Regions from separate parts of the Mus musculus genome. Here region 1 is linked to region 2. Evidence: chromatin loops called from intact Hi-C (ENCODE). Cell type or tissue: left cerebral cortex. All regions are shown on one strand.

Region 1 (8,000 bases), 290 kb after region 2:
GCTTTTAATCCCAGCACTTGGGAGGCAGAGGCAGGCAGAGTTCTGAGTTCGAGGCCAGCCTGGTCGACAGTGAGTTCCAGGACAGCCAGGGCTATACAGAGAACCCTGTCTCGAAAAACAAAACAAAACAAAACAAAAAAAGAGTTTGAATGGGTGTTAGGAAGTTTGCGTAGCTTATTCTCAATCGCAACCATCCTTCTGGCTCAGTGGCTTTTAAATTTCTGGTTCTTTATCTTCTGGAAATGGGGAGGAAAGAACGAGGTGTAGTGTTGAGTAATCAGAACCCTTATGTCTCAAGTCTCCTTGTGATGCATAGAGGAGGGCAGGGTGATGGAGGTGATGGCATCTTAGTTAAGGTTTCTATTGCTGAAATAAAACCCATTACCAATAAGCAACTTCAAGAAGAAAAGGTTTATTTTGCTTATATTTCCACATCATAGTCATCAAAGGAAGTCAGCACATGAACTCCGGGTAGGAACCTCAGGGCAAGGACAGAAGCTATCGATAAGTACTGCGTACTGGTTTACTCTCCATGGCTTGCTCAACTGATTTCTATACCATCCAGGATCACCTGTCCAGTGGGCTGGACCCTCCCACACCATTCATCAGTCAAGAAAATGCCTATAAGCCAGTCCAATGAAAGAATTTTCTTAGCTTTTCTTCTCACATGTCCCCTAGCTCTTGTCAAGGTGACATAAAAACTAGCCAGCACAGATAGTTTTTGAGTTTTAGGACTAAATTTCATACTGCTTTCAGTGTTCAAAAGGAAGATTACCTAGTGATAGTGTCCTGTGAATAAAATAAATCTGACTAGAATGCAAAAACACCTTTTGTTTTAAAATGAGCAAGCAAGGGAGTGAAAGTGCGAGGAAGAGAGAACAGGAAATAGTTTCTTCTGACGTGTATTTTATAGAAATCATGGTTAATAGCTTGCTCACATTACTAATTTGGCTCATTGGGATTATTGGTGTGTATGGCATCTGTATAACTCCTGGCTGTACTTGTTACTGAAAATTAGGACATCCCTGGACCTGGAGAGATGGCTGAGTGGTTAAGAGCACCATCTGCTCTTCCAGAGGTCCTGAGTTCAATTCCCAGCAACCACATGGTGGCTCATAACCATCAATAATGAGTTCTGATGCCCTCTTCTGGTGTGTCTGAAGACAGCTACAGTGTACTCACATATATAAAATAAATACATCTTTTTTAAAAAAAAAGAATTAGGACACTGGTTCAAGTTAGGTGAGAAGTTAATCTGAAGAGGCGATCTGACTTCGTCCTTTTCGTGCTTCATTTTGACAAAGAGCCTGGAAGACTGAAGCTAAGAGAGGGGACATAGATATTTCTTTCTGTACTTATACACACGCACACAATTTACAACAGAGAATTTTTATGGAGAAGGAGACTGTCCCTCAACTCTCGTTTTTTTCATTGTTAGATTATCAGATTCCAAAAGGCAGCACCAGATTGAACCATCAAAGATAATTTGTATAATATAAGCAAACATTATGGCTGCCTATTCTGGTAAGGAGACCAAAACAACCTCAAATAATGCCCCCTTGATTTCTCGTCTGCCATTTTTTTTTCTCCTGTGCTAGCGAATGAATATTGGACCTTGAACATGCTAGGCAAGCACCTCACTGCCTTTTTAACTGGCTTTGTAATGGCATGAATAGTGTTCCTGTGCCAGCTCATGTCCTATCCCTCTGCCCCTCTCTCACTCCTCCATCTTCTCCCCTTTTCTTTCCTTCTTACCACCGTTCTCTTGTTTCCAACAGATTATGTGGTAGTTATCCACAAGAGCTCATAGTGCCTGCTTGGATCACTGACAAAGAGCTGGAAAGCGTGGCAGGCTTCAGATCCTGGAAGCGCATCCCTGCTGTCATCTACAGGTATGTAAGCAGACCAGCTCCAGGTACTTCTCCCTACTGCTCACTGTCCTGACAGCTGCTGACCTGGCAGCGACAGTCCCTGGCAAGTGCATGCTTCCTTGTTGCTAAAGCTGTGTCTACAGAAAGAAAAACACCAGCACTCACTGTGTCCAGAGCAGAAGCAGCTGGCAATGCAGGGGAACCCTGATGAGAATATTTCAATAGAGCAGTGCTGGGCCACCTGTTGCAATGCACAGCTTTAATCCTAGCACTCAGGAGATAGAGACGGGTGGATAACTGCGACTTTAAGATTAGCCTGGTCTATGTAAGAACTTCTAGGATAGGCAGGGCTACTATACAGGGAGACCCTATCTTTAAAAAAAATAAAAATAACATTTTTTTCTTATATTCATTGTATTTAGCTTCAGATGATTAACAGGACTTTTGTGTTGAAAGATTGGTGAGATTTAGAATAGAGCTCAATGAACTCTAATGGTGTTTGTGATTGTCACTTTAACATGTGACATGTGGAAGGAAGGACTCTTGTTTTGAGATGAATTAGAATCACTTGTGGCTAGACAGAAAGTTTCAGAGACACAAGACATGAGAGCTATAGAGTAATATCTTGTGGGGAGACATGAACAGCCCTCTATAAATCCCAGATAGGACACTGACTACAGACCTAAGAAATGGTTCCACCTGAGGCTGTCTTGCTGACCTCGGGGAGCTTCTAAGGTCACTTCTAGGAGTGTGTGTGGGTAAAGGATGAGCTGGAGGGCTATAGAAGATTCAGAAGTAGCTGTATCACTGGAAGACTCCCCAGAGTGGTAACTCGTGACAGCCACATTATTGGCTTTAGCTAGACACTACAGACATGTCTACCAAAGTTTTCTTCCCCAGCAAGTGTTTGCTGCTGTTACAACCCTTGGAGAGCTGCATATGTCATGAGCTTCTTACAAGCCTTCCTCTGCCTGCATAGGGGTTTTTACTATGAGGGAATGGTATCTATATAAGGGCTAAGGGTGCACATTTTAAAAAGGGGTTGGTGATACACAGATGTGCTATAGTATGTAAACGAGGTCCTCTTAACACTTTAATGCCTTTAAGTGACATTTGAAATAGAGTACATACTTAAGCACTAGCTTTATAAGTTAGTGACCAATTTGCTGTTACACAGTCATGTTAAATTTTTAGGAAGTCGTATTATGTCTTGTAATGTTAACATTCTCCATTTTACTTTGTGGTTTGTAGACCTTTTAGACTGACCAAAGTGAGCCAAACAATGGCTTAGTTAAAAAGTACCACACCAGGACCTATTGCACTCCAATATTGAGGCTTTAGGAAGGTATATTTCTTGTGACAGTCTTGGGAAGGTAACCAGCTTGTTCATTTAGCCTATCGAAGGCAAGTTCTGATGCCACCCTGAATACTGAACGTGAAGGACACTGCCTGTGGCTCAGTAGGACCCATTAAGCCTTCAGTGTCCATTTTCATCAGTTTTGTTTTCAGACACCAAAGTAGGTCACCAAATTTACCTGTCACTCAGGCACTGAGAATGACATGGAATTAGAGAACAGGAAGCTAAAGGGATTGGGAGGCTGGGAAAGCAGCTGGCTGCTGGATGGACCAACAGCTGTGGTAGATCGACTGCCTGGCATTTATGAGACTTGTGACTTGGAGCAGAAGGGGGAAGTACTCTTTCTGAGTAAAAGGCTTTCAGTAAAAGCCATTTTTCTTCCTTTAGGCAGAAAGCTTAAGTATGCTAGCTAAGAAGAGCTCCTTAGAATACGTTTTTGTTTTTTAATTAGCTTTTTTTTCTTTCTTTTCTGTAATTCAATTCTGGAAGGTGTGAGTTCTAGGGTTGCTCATTCTAGATACCTAGACTATGTGGATAAGTAGAAATTGTCACCATCAATCCTTGAGAGAAAACCTGCCAAGATTGTGGTTGAAAGTTCTTGGTATAGTTCTGTAAATCAAGCAGGCTTCCTGGAGCTGCTCTCTATTGAAGGGCATGTGTCTTATGTCTCTTATCTCAGAATTGGATCCCTGTGTTGTTTAGTTTTGTTGGGGGTGTCTTGAAGAATGTTCAGGACACTCCACCACTTTTCAGTGCCAGCAGAGATGATGTCTTATTCAGTATGATCAAGGCAACTCTTACAAGAAAGCATTTAACGGGGCTACAGTTTCAGAAGTTTAGTTCCTTAGCAGCATGACAGTAAGCATGGCTGCACTCAGGGCTCTAGAACAGTCCCCGTGAGCTACTTTTTGATTTGCAGGCCAAGAGACAAGAGAGAGGGACAAGGTTTGGCATGGGTTTTTTTTTTTTTAAACTTTAAAGCCAATCCCCAATGATGCACTTCCTCCAACAAGTCACACCTGTTCCAACAAGGCCACAGCTTCTAATCCTTCTCAGATAGTGGCACTCCTTATGGCTAAGCATTTAAGTATATGTACCTGTGGGGGCCATTCTCATTCAAACCACCACAAATAGCAAAATGCCCCTAAATCCAGCATTTCCCAGATTTAGTTATGTGTGGACTGCAGCAAAGTCATTCGCAGCAGTTACTTTGCAATACTGGCCTGAACCAGTACCTGATTAGAGCTACAGAGTTGCTCTAACACAGCAAGATCTTGAGAGACTTCCATCTGTTGTGCAGCTTACAGCATCTCTGTGTGCATGGTGATCCTTATCAGATAGAGAGCTTGCCTGACCATTGGATTAGAGGCAGTTAAAACCATTGCATCTTCATGTACAATGGAAGCATTCCATGTTTAGTAAGTTTTTTTTTTTTTACTAGACCTTTTACCTTTTTGTATTTTAGCAAGTTCTGTTTGTTAAGATGGTAAAATGTCTGTTTTATCTAATTTTCTTTTTTCTTTTAAATTTTAAAGTGATTGTAACTTTTGTCATTGAGTGGGCTTTCATGCAATACAAAGCTTTTTAGGAGATCAATTACTGCTACTTGTAGTGACCCAGTTGGCCCTGAAAACCCAAGACCAGAGTGCCATCTGCTGTTCTGCCTCTGTGCTAGGAAGCCTTGCAGAGACAGAGGCCTCTCAGGAAAGGTCCCTTCACCCTTTTCTGGGAAGTTTGCAGTCATTTCAGATCTGTGGTTTTCAGCCTGATAGGGAGACGCAGCAAAAACCATGGAATTTCACATCATTTGTTTGATTTGAGTGTGAGCCCATGCGGTGTTGGTAATGATGTGTTCTGCGAGCTGTTCGCAACTCAAGGTGAGGTGGGATTGAAAACCTCTAAGCAGACTACTCTAGTGGGATTTGCTACCACCACATTTAATCTAGTGCTTGTGAATTTAAGGATTATATTTTCTCACATTATTTCCTAAAAAAGGAAAAAGGAATGGAATACTGTGTTCTGTGTAAACCCATCTCTACTATCTGTGTGCAGGTTTGCATGTGCAAATTCAAGAGCATTTTAAAGAATATGAGCATTTTCTTCAGTATATAGAATTGGTAGAATATTGCTTACCAGATTTTGTAAAGTATTTCTTGGGGCTGAAGAGTTGGCTAAGTGGTGAGGAGCACATGCTGGTCTTCCAGGGCAATGGAGTTTGGTCACCGGCACCCCTCCCCCACTGGACTTCACAGCTGCCTTCAGTTGTAGCCACACACACACACACACACACACACACACACACACACAGAGCAAAAATATTTTTTAATTAAAAGATTTATAAAATTTTATTTGTTTAGTGTGTGTGTGTGTGTGTGTGTGTGTACAAGCACACATGCCACAGCACATGTGATCCAGCTTTGTTGAGTCAGTGCCTCCTTCTCCGTTTACATGAGTTCAGGCATGGAGTGGGTCCAGTGCTTTAACCACTGAGCTCTCCATTTTTATAGCACTTCAACCTTAAGGAAGCTTTAGGTATGCTAATACAATCTAGCAATCTTTACTACATTACATTTAGAGTTGTGCTAACCCACCTCTACAAACAGTGTTACTGTATTTTCATTGAACAGAATGAAACCTCACACTCATTGGCAGTCATTCCTTACTTCCCCAACTGCTCTATCCCAAGCTAGAGCCAGGAATGCACTGTTTCTCTAGATTTGCCTATTCTGACTAGGTAATACATCTTAACAACTCATGTCCTTTGTGATGGGCTCACTTCACTCTATGTGACACTTTCCAATTTATCTATGGCATAGCATGGGTCTAAACTTTGTTTTTTTACAACTAAATATTACATTTTTCCAACTTTTTAATTGACATGCTGGAAAACATGAAAATTTAGTAGCATCTCAGAGTGGACTCTGAGAATCATTTCTGGCTTTGGAAAAGAATCTGTCAGAGTATAGTTTGCTGGGTTGTGATTTCTTCCCTCTGAGATGCTTGAGCAAGCATGACTGGGCATCGAGCACTGTGTCCATAGTAAGACTAACTTGTGACACGTGACATCTCTGGAGAGCTGTAAAAGGATTTCACTGTAGGCCAAGAGAATGTTGTATTTGCAGAGATGGGATGTGTTTGGAAAGAATCATCAAGCCAGCAGTAGTGAATATATGGATACTGCAGTAAACCTTCAGAAGTGAGGCAGAACAGTTTGTTTTGTACCTTAGCAGCTTTATGTGTTGGATTCAGTATCAGAAATGGGTGTTTGTGCTTAATTATTACATAGTAGAACTGGTATAATATTTATAGATTTTTTTTTTTAAAATCTTATTTCCCAAAAATAAAGATTCAGAATATCTAAACTGTGAGTGCTAGTTCATTTTCTCTAAGAATATTCTCTTACCGTTTGTTGGTAACTTTACAGAGAGCACTATCATGAGATGATGATTGAGAAAGCATCAGGCTATTTACAATCAATTTCCATCCTTTTATGAGTGCAGAGCATCAGATGGGGCCTTGAAACAGTACACTCAGGAGGGGAGGGGATGAGGGGCTTCCAGATGGGAAACTGGGGAAGGACACTCACTGTTGTCTCCCCACAGGCACCAGAGCAATGGAGCTGTCATTGCCCGCTGCGGACAACCGGAGGTTAGCTGGTGGGGCTGGCGAAATGCTGATGATGAACATCTGGTGCAGTCAGTGGCCAGAGCCTGTGCTTCTGACTCTCAGTCAAGTATCAGCAAGGTTTCCACTCGGAACAGTTGTCGGGACTTTCCCAACGCAGGGGATCTTTCAGATGTGGAGTTCGGTAAGGTGCTCACTAGGCCCATGCAGCAGTTTTTTAAAGCATCCGAAAAGCTTATCTTAAAGTGCCTTTTCCTTAAATGATACAATGTTAAATCAGAGTTTTTGAATCTCTGTCCTGGAACTCACTATTTAGACCAGGCTAGCCTTGACATCACAGAGAACCGCCTGCCTCTACTTCCTGATTGTTGGGGCATACATCATCACACCTGGCTGTATAAAGTTACTTTTCTTTTTTGAATATGTATGTATGTATGTATGTATGTATGTATTTGTTTGTTTAATGTATGTGAGTACACTGTAGCTGACTTCAGACACATCAGGGGAGTGCAGTCAGTGCTTTTAACTACTGAACCATCTCTCCAGCCCTAAAGTTACTTTTATAAGAGAGAATTCAGTGAGTTTGTTTGAGGAGGGACAGGTCTTGACAAAGCACTGGAAAATCTTTTGTTTCAAGGCAAATGTTGTCTTCCTTGCCATTGTGACAAGAATGAAGTAATTGGATGAGGATGTGGGTTGTCTCCAGTCTGTGGAGAAAAATACCTGCTTTTATGAAAGGACTACAGGGGTAGAAATGAGGGTAAGACATTAGGTGAAGTGGGAGTTTCATCTAATGTGCTTTGGGAATTGGTTTTGGAAAATAAATCCTTATCAATTTCAAGAGGCAGAGGGTACACTGAAGGCAAGAACCAGGTCTGGCTAGGCGGCTCCATTGATTGGAGTTCATTTTGTTCTGTTTTTACTGTAATATGTGCCTCTGGTACTAGATAGTCACAGTTCTAGGAGAGCTGGGTCTGCTTAGTTTTTATCCCCTTCTTGATGCCTGCAGATTCCTCTCTGTCAAATACTTCAGGAGCAGAAAGTTTAGCTCTCCAGCCCCAGAAGCTTTTGATCTTGGATGCACGCTCCTATGCAGCAGCTGTGGCAAATCGAGCCAAAGGAGGAGGCTGTGAGTGCCCAGGTGGGTG
Region 2 (8,000 bases):
TTTTTATTGTCTGTCCCCTCTGCCGGGTCAGTGCCCTTTCTAATTAGATGGTGATAGAATACAGGACAGCATTTCAGAGTGTGCTGTGGAATGCTAATTAGGCTCCCAGCTGCAGTTCATCAATGCCGGTCAACCTGGGCACACATGGCTGGCCCTCGGTAGGGGTGCTGTAGCACCTATCAGCAGACTGGACTAGCTGGATCATTGTTTTCTACTCACAGACCTTCTCTGCTCCCTGAAATCCACAGCTGATTTGAGTCTTGCTGCTGAGACTATCAATTGTAGTTTGGGATGAACTGTTTGAGAGAGTAGTTACAGCTGCATTTGGCCCCCCTCAGGACTTGAAAGCTCAGAAGTGTAATAATTAGTCTATGTGGTATTCTCTGATTTGGGAACCACAGAAAGGCTGGCTACCAGCCCCAGGCTTTAGAGAGAAATACCCAATTTGAGCTAGTGAGCTGTGAGCTTGCCCTCTGTTTGCTGTCTGGGAGAGTAGGCCATCAGTTTCCTCCTTAGGATGCTTTAAGGGTGATGGTATAGGTTCTATGGAACAAAAATGTGCTACTGAGCTAGCATGGGGTATAGTAACAGCTTTAGGAAGCATATTCTTGGGGGCTGGAGTGGTTAAGAGTACTAACTGCTCTTCCAGAAGTTCTGAGTTCAATTTCCAGCAACCACATGGTGGCTCACAACCATCTGTAATGGGATCTGATGTATGTCTGAAGACAGTGACAGTGTGCATGACAGTATACATGAAATAAGTAATCATTCTTAAAAGAAGCAGCAGCAGCAGCAGCAGACTCTTTGACTTGACTCTTAAGTAGAGGAAAGTTAGACTCTAAAGTTATCAAGGCCCCCGAGCCCTAGAAGAGCAGAGTGCAAGTGCCACCTGATGCAACATGTTGATCTTGCAGCTAAATCTTTCATTTAGTATGTGACTCAGTTTCCTTATCTGTCAAGTGGAGCTAGTGATGTCTCTCTCCAGAGTACAGATTGCACCCAAAAATCTTTTAAGTCATAACCTGCTTTAAAAATAGGAAATCCTTTATTATTAGTGTGAAGGTTTCATAAAACGTACAAGGCTGGAAACTGGCAACAGCCTGGTCCTTTTTGTTTTGTTTTGTTTTTTTTCTTTTTCAAAAGGAGAATGGAAATGGAAATTGTATTTTAGTGGGAACTGACGAACAAGTTGCCGACCGACCTGTTCACTGAGGTCAAGAGGAAAATCTAAGAACTTTATTGCTTGTCTATTTTGCATGATTCTTTCGATTAAAATATGCTGGGGAGCTTCATATTTAGAAAGGGCAGCCTTGTAGAACTAGAGTTTGGATGAGGTTGAAGCACAAAGGAGTAGTTAAACATGATTTCATTATCTGAGGCTTTTGCTTTCTCCACTCAGTGTCCTGGAGTCACAGGAAACTATGCTGTCTTTAGTCTTGGTCCTCTTATTAATCTTGGCAACTGGCCCAATTAACAGTGCGATCCAGAAGGCTAGAGGTGGCAGGAGAGGCTTTGTGCTGTTTCCCTAGGGATGGGGTCTACGTTCCCTCCGCATGCGGCTGTACAAGACTGTGCAGAGCCACCGCGGCTTCCCACTGTGAAATTCTGTGTGAGAACTATCATTCTCTATGAGCAGAGGGAGAAGTGGTGGGATTGTGGATGAAATTGTGTGAAGGGGCTGTGGGGACTAGAAATGTCAGGGTGAACAGGTGGGAAAGCTGCTTTCTCTGGACCCTTGCTCTGGGGAGGAGGAATCTGTGTGGAAAACTGCCAGTCATGGGGTAGAGCTATGTGAGGGTTCCCAAACAGCAGAGCATTGCAAGGGCAGATTATATCGTGTGCAAGAATCCTCTTTTCTCTACATATGGTGACTGAGTTTGGATTTTTTTATTTCTATTTCTACCGGAATTTATTTGTACAGCTTTTAATTCTAAAGTTAGTTTAGGACAGAGGGCAGCAGACAACAAGAATGTTCTAAAGTAGAGACACAAGAAAGGTCCAAAGTGGAGAGAGGCTCCTGAAACTGGCCCTTCTTGGGTTTCTGGAGCACTGACTCAGGCCTGTTCTTTTATCCCTAGATGGAAAGGCAGCGGCTGGCTCGAGAGAAGCAGATGCGGGAGGAGGCCGAGCGTACAAGAGATGAGTTAGAGAGGAGGCTCCTGCAGATGAAAGAAGAAGCAACGATGGCCAATGAAGCTCTGGTGATTTGTGGTGTTTGGCCTTCTATGGATCATGAATTTATTTCAGTTTTTAAAACATCAGTGCCTTTTTTTTTTTTTTTTAAGAAATTTAGAATATGTTTATTTGTAGCCAAACTCCACTTTTGCAACTAAGTTACCTTTGCATCAGCGATGCTTAGCCTTCGTCCTGTCCTCTCAACTCTTGGGGAATAGTACCAACTGTAATCTGCCAGTAGTCCTCTGCTTGGAAGGATATAGAGTCCCCCTATCTCTACCTGCTAGCCGCCAGTAGTACCACTCCAACCTCAAAAATGTCCTAGGACTGGGATGTGGCTCAGCGGCAGGCTCTATGTTTTTATTTATTTTTATGTATTCAATTAGGGACTAGGATAAGTAGGAAGAGACAGGTTTCAGATATCCCAGACTTGACTTTGAATTCATTATATAGCCAAGGATAACCTTGAACTCTTGATATCCTCCCTGCTTCATTTTACAAGTGGTTGCATAAAAGGCATACCTGCCTGCCATACCCAGCCTACCTTGTATTTGATTCTCTAGCACTGCAAGAAAATACTCTCTAGACAGCTTCAAAGAGTGGGCAGTGGGCATTACACCTCTGCTTTTGGATTACTGACTTAAAGGGACAGAACAGAGTTTAAATTGAATATTCCCTCACAAGCATAACTTCAGCTAAAATACATTTTATACATAGGTGCTTTTTTTTCTTTTTCCCATGGTGGAGCCTGCAGAGCCCTGCTGAGTGTGTAGCATATCATCTGTTGTCAGACAGACTGGGAGTCTCTCAGTGGGAAAGCACAGTGAGGTTAAGACTGGCTCTTGGGGGCTGGAGAGAGGGCTCGGAGTTCAAGAGCTCTGACTGCTCTTCCATAGTACCCAAGATTCCCAGTACCCACTTGGCAGCTCACCACCTTCTGTAACTCCAGCCCCAGGAGATCTGATGGCCTCTTCTGGCTTCTAAAGTTACTGCATCTGCATGCACAGGTGCACAAACATTTATGCAGGCAAGGTACCTATATACATAAAAATAAAAGTTAAAAAAAAAAAACATGCTTAGGTTTTACATGGGTGCTGGGGATGCAAACCCTGGTTTTGTTGCCCTGTGCTGGGAGGCCAGATGTGGGAGACAGGAGTGTATACTGTGTGAGACTACTCTCCCCACATGGAGATAGGCACTGGGCCAGCACTAGCTGAAACACTTTCCTTCCCAGATGCGCTCTGAGGAGACAGCTGATCTGTTGGCTGAAAAGGCTCAGATCACAGAGGAGGAGGCCAAGCTTTTGGCACAAAAGGCTGCAGAGGCTGAGCAAGAGATGCAGCGAATCAAGGCCACGGCCATTCGGACAGAGGAGGAGAAGCGCCTGATGGAGCAGAAGGTGCTGGAGGCTGAAGTGCTGGCATTGAAGATGGCTGAGGAGTCAGAGAGGAGGTGAATAGTTGGTTGTCCTGGGCACTGGGACCTGGGAAAGGGTTATATGCCTGGTTTCAACCCTACCAGAGCTGGTGGTAGCATCTTCATCCTTCTCTATTGTGGGAACAGACTGTAAAACCTCTTCCTTGACAGGCTGGTGGGATTGGAGCTACTGGGGGCGGGGACATAGAATATAGTTTTCTTTGTCTTTCCCAGGGAATCTTTCTGTCATACCTCTACAACATACCCCTATCCTTCTAATAGTGAAGTTTGCATGAAAAACATTTAAGCCTATTCATTGACTGCTTTTAGCCAGAGAGGAAAAGAGGGTCTTTTGCATTTAAAAAAAAAGTATGTGATGGTGAGTTGGGGCCTGGAGAGATAGATGGCTCAGAGGTTAAGAACACTGGCTACTCTTCAAAGAACATGAGTTGGAATCCCAGCATTCACATGGTGACTTGCAACCATTTGTAATTCCAGTTCCAGGGGATGTAACCTCCTCTCTGACCTCCATGGGCATCAGGTATGCACATGGTACACAAACATACATGCAGGCAGAGCACCTATATACATAATAAAATAATTTTTTAAGGGGGACGTGAGGGCCTAATCAGCAAAGTACCTATTGCACAAGTATAAAAACCTGGCTCTGTATCCCCAGTATCCATGTAAAACCTAAGCATGGTGGCATGCATGTATCTGTAGCCTCAGTACAAGTGTTGGGAGGGAAAGCAAAGGTGGGGGGATCTGTGGACCTCACTAGCCAGCAAGTCTGGTTGAATTAATTAATGAGCACACATTTAGTGAGAGACCTCCACTAAGGTGGAGGCCAGTAGAGGATTACACCCCACACTGACTCTGCACTGGCTCACATAAATGCATGTCTCTCTCTCTCTGTCTCTGTCTCTCTGTCACACACACACACACACACACACACACACACACACACACACACACACACACACAGCTTGGTACTATTTACTTCAAAGGCAAGCTAAGTACCCATTTCCCTGCAGTTTTTCAGGTAGTTAGGGGAGCAGGGCACCTGTATTTCTGACCAAGTTGCCCTAGCTTGTAGCCAGGTTGAAGGATGAAACTTGGCTGTACTCTTTAGACTCTTCTAGGCTCTGAATTGTTCTAGTACTGCAGGCTTCCAATAAAACACTGGCATATTCCCCAATCATCTGGCTCTGTTGATTTAGAGCACTTGAATTTGGCTCTTAACCACTAAGATGCCTTCACTACAGTCTTTCTCACTTTTTGCATGTCATTCTGAGAATATGGTTCCTTGATGCCTGCCCTCTCCAGCTCCTTTCTGTGCATGGGTCACATTTCTAGGACTAGATTTGTGGACAAGCTTTGCACTCCTAACCCACAGAGCAGGGTTCTGCACCAAGACACAGATACCTTCAGTGATAGTACTTCTACTTGCCCAATGAAAGGGGTACTTGGCCTACAAGTGTTTGACTGGGGCATGGAGAGGCATTTTGTTTATGATCTGCCCTGTGTGGCCCTGTGTAAGACTCAGGATGCCCTTAGTCAAGCCGACCTCTGGGTCCTGCCCACTCTTCCTCCTCTCCACTTGTTTTATTGTTGTTGTTGTTGTTTGTTTTGAGACAGGGTGTTACTATGTAGCCCTGGCTGTCCTGGAACTCAGTATGCAGACCAGGCTGGCCTCAAACTCAGAGATCTTTCTGCCTCTGCCTTCTAGTGCTGGGATCCAAGGCATTGGATACCGCACTTGTTACTTTTGTTATTTTGAGATTGCATCTGCCTGTGCTGCCCAGGCTGACCTCTGACTCCTTGGCTTAAGTGATTCCCCTGCCTCAGCCTTTGAGGCAGCTGGCACCACAGGCACAAACTATTGAATGGTGCTGACGTGCAGAAGTGCCACTTTGGTTGTTTCCCACCAGCAATCCCATATTCCAATCTAGCTTTTCCATTGAGTAGTCTCAGAAATACTGTACGTTCTTTAGAAGTTCTGGCTTCCTGTAAATGTCCCTGTCACAGTGTCCTTGCTTGCCTTTTTCAGTGCCATGTACAGGGTTAATCTAGGTCCTTGCTCTGCAGGTAAGTGTCTACTCCTCTCCCTGTCCCCTTCTGTGGAGCTGACATCTTTTTCATTCTTTGCAGGGCCAAGGAGGCTGATCAGTTAAAGCAAGACTTGCAAGAAGCCAGAGAAGCAGAGCGAAGAGCCAAGCAGAAGCTCTTAGAAATCGCCACCAAGCCCACCTATCCAGTGAGCCTGGCCTCAGTCTGGCAGCTTTTGGCTGCTTTGGTCTGGCAACTTTCTGGGAAAAGCCTCCAAATCCTTTAGTTTACCTCACAGTGCCTTTGGAGTGAAAAGCAAATTCAGGGCCCAGATAGGATCCTCCATTTAGCTTTAGGATGACTACTCAGTTACCTCTCTTGTTACTTAGATAACCCTTTCCAGCTCTAGAGTGTTTACGACTATGCTATAGTCACTACCCTCAGGGGAATTTGCTGTCTAGCTCCCTGCTGTCAGCTAAACATAATCTTCAATTGTCGGTATATATTATATGCTACAGTGTAGCTCTTTGAAGGGACTGCCTGTACAACTCAGAGTGAATTACTGCTATGCCAGAACCAGCTGTCAACCTCGGTTTTGGGACAGGGGGCTGACTTGTACTAAGTGGGATCATAAGTAGACATTGTTCCCCTTCCTTCCCATGCTGCAAACTTGTTCTCTAGCCATATAATATCACCAATTGGAAATCCTGACAGATATGCCCAGATCACAGCCCAGCCTTGGAGGCAGGAAAGGCTTGGCATGACTGACTTCTGCAGAAGAGCAGCGTTCCCTGCCGGGCAGGGAAGAGAGGCTAGAACACTCTGGGCAAAGACAGAGTGTATTCACAGCACAGACACATAACCCATTCACACATAGGCTGCACACACCCTGAGTAGTTGTGTACATGACGAGCACACTGTACACTTGTACACTTGGAACACTCACATGTGGCACAGGTGCATTCAGGACACAGAGGCATAAGAGCCCAGGGTTTGAATTGGGGGAATGTGAGTGGTTTGCTATTGCCATGTGTCCTTGTTATTTATTCCTGGGCAACAGATAACCCCAAACACCATTATTTGTCTCTTGGGCATAGTGTATTAAAGGCACATGTCTTCTCTCAAGATCAGATGGTCACAGTCAGGTGACAGCTGGGACTGTGGCAGTCTGAGCACTCACCTGGACTATATACCTGAATTACCTGTGTCTAAAACAAACAGCCATTAGAGCAGACTTTCAAAGTGCTCTTCTTTTTGCACTTTCCCTTAGCACTGTCTCTCCAGAGGAGCACACTCTAGTTCCTTAATCATATCATGTCAATGGGTGGGTTGTGACTCAGCCAGCCAGGCCCTATAGGTGAGGACTTAGTGTATTTCCTATAGCAGTTTTGAACACAACTGCACTGAACAACAAATTTTTGCACACAGACGTGACAGTTTTCCTAGACCTGTAAGGTCAGATACTCAGTTGTGCCACCTGCCAAAGAGGGTGTGTCAGTTTCTGCTCTCACTAAAAGGGTAACGGCTAGTGTTCTTCCTTTCTGAGAATTTTTCTGCGCTTTTTGGTTTTTTTTTTTGTTTTTTTTTTTTGGTTTTTGAAACAAGGTTTCTCTGTGTAGCCCTGGCTGTCCTGGAACTCACTCTGTAGACCAGGCTAGCCTCGAACTCAGAAATCCGCCTGCCTCTGCCTCCCAAGTGCTGGGATTAAAGGTGTGTGCCACCACTGCCCAGCTCTGAGAATATTTCTGAAGTATAAGGTAAATAGACCTGCCTAGATTATAACTGTCCAGCTTGATGAAGTGTCAACAGAGCAGACTCTCTCATTTACCCAGAATTCAGCCCTGAAAACAGTGTATGTAGGACCTAGATATCCTGCTCAGGGGCACACTTGACAGACTCCATACATCCTACCTTAGACCTCACTGCCATAAATAAAGGCTGAGAGGTTCTGTTCCTTTCCAAACATTGTCCCAGACTCAGTAAAAGATCCTAGGAGGAAAAAAGACATACCCATGAGGAATCTCTGCAGTGTGGAGCTGAGGAAAGGGCGGGGCAGCAGTATGCACATCATGACAGAGAACTGCAAAGGGAATGAGCAGCTGTTTTGTCAGGGTAGAAGGTGAGAGGGCTCGAAGGGCTTTGCTGAGAGACTGGAAGAATTGAGAACTTTGAAAGGGGAATGGAGACCTTGCTGGGCTGCTATGACCCATACCTGCAGTGCTAGCACTCAGAAAGCTACCACAGAAGGCTCACCAGTTTGAGACCAGCTCTGGCCATGTGGCACATCCCTAATGTCACAGAAAATGACAGGGAAGGAGGAAGAGAGAGAAGGAGTGGCAGGGAGGGAAAGAAAGGACACA

What was found. Hi-C counts contacts between places; a loop is a spot of excess contacts. Peaks named below come from ENCODE experiments on the same cell type or tissue, not always from the same donor. Only the 100,000 strongest peaks of a DNase experiment are listed, where the experiment ranks them.
Region 1: a loop joins it to region 2, with 2.1 times the contacts of the local background. A loop is called at or near these places in 2 of 42 quality-filtered maps.

The regions. Positions count from the first base shown.
Region 1 is chr11:4,497,924-4,505,923 of GRCm38, reverse strand. It overlaps Mtmr3 (myotubularin related protein 3), which reads left to right. Exons shown (of 19, transcript NM_001373897.1): 8 at 1,779-1,892; 9 at 6,831-7,036; 10 at 7,862-7,993. Among named protein-coding and RNA genes, the nearest start is that of Hormad2, 61 kb to the right of the region's middle. In left cerebral cortex, a CTCF peak has its summit at 4,895 (motif pointing left); a DNase peak (open chromatin) is centred at 3,475; H3K27ac peaks cover 35 bases.
Region 2 is chr11:4,785,292-4,793,291 of GRCm38, reverse strand. Nf2 (neurofibromin 2) reads left to right here. Exons shown (of 17, transcript NM_001252250.1): 11 at 2,079-2,201; 12 at 3,410-3,627; 13 at 5,743-5,848. Among named protein-coding and RNA genes, the nearest start is that of Cabp7, 42 kb to the right of the region's middle. In left cerebral cortex, no CTCF peak of the experiment used is centred here; a DNase peak (open chromatin) is centred at 3,429.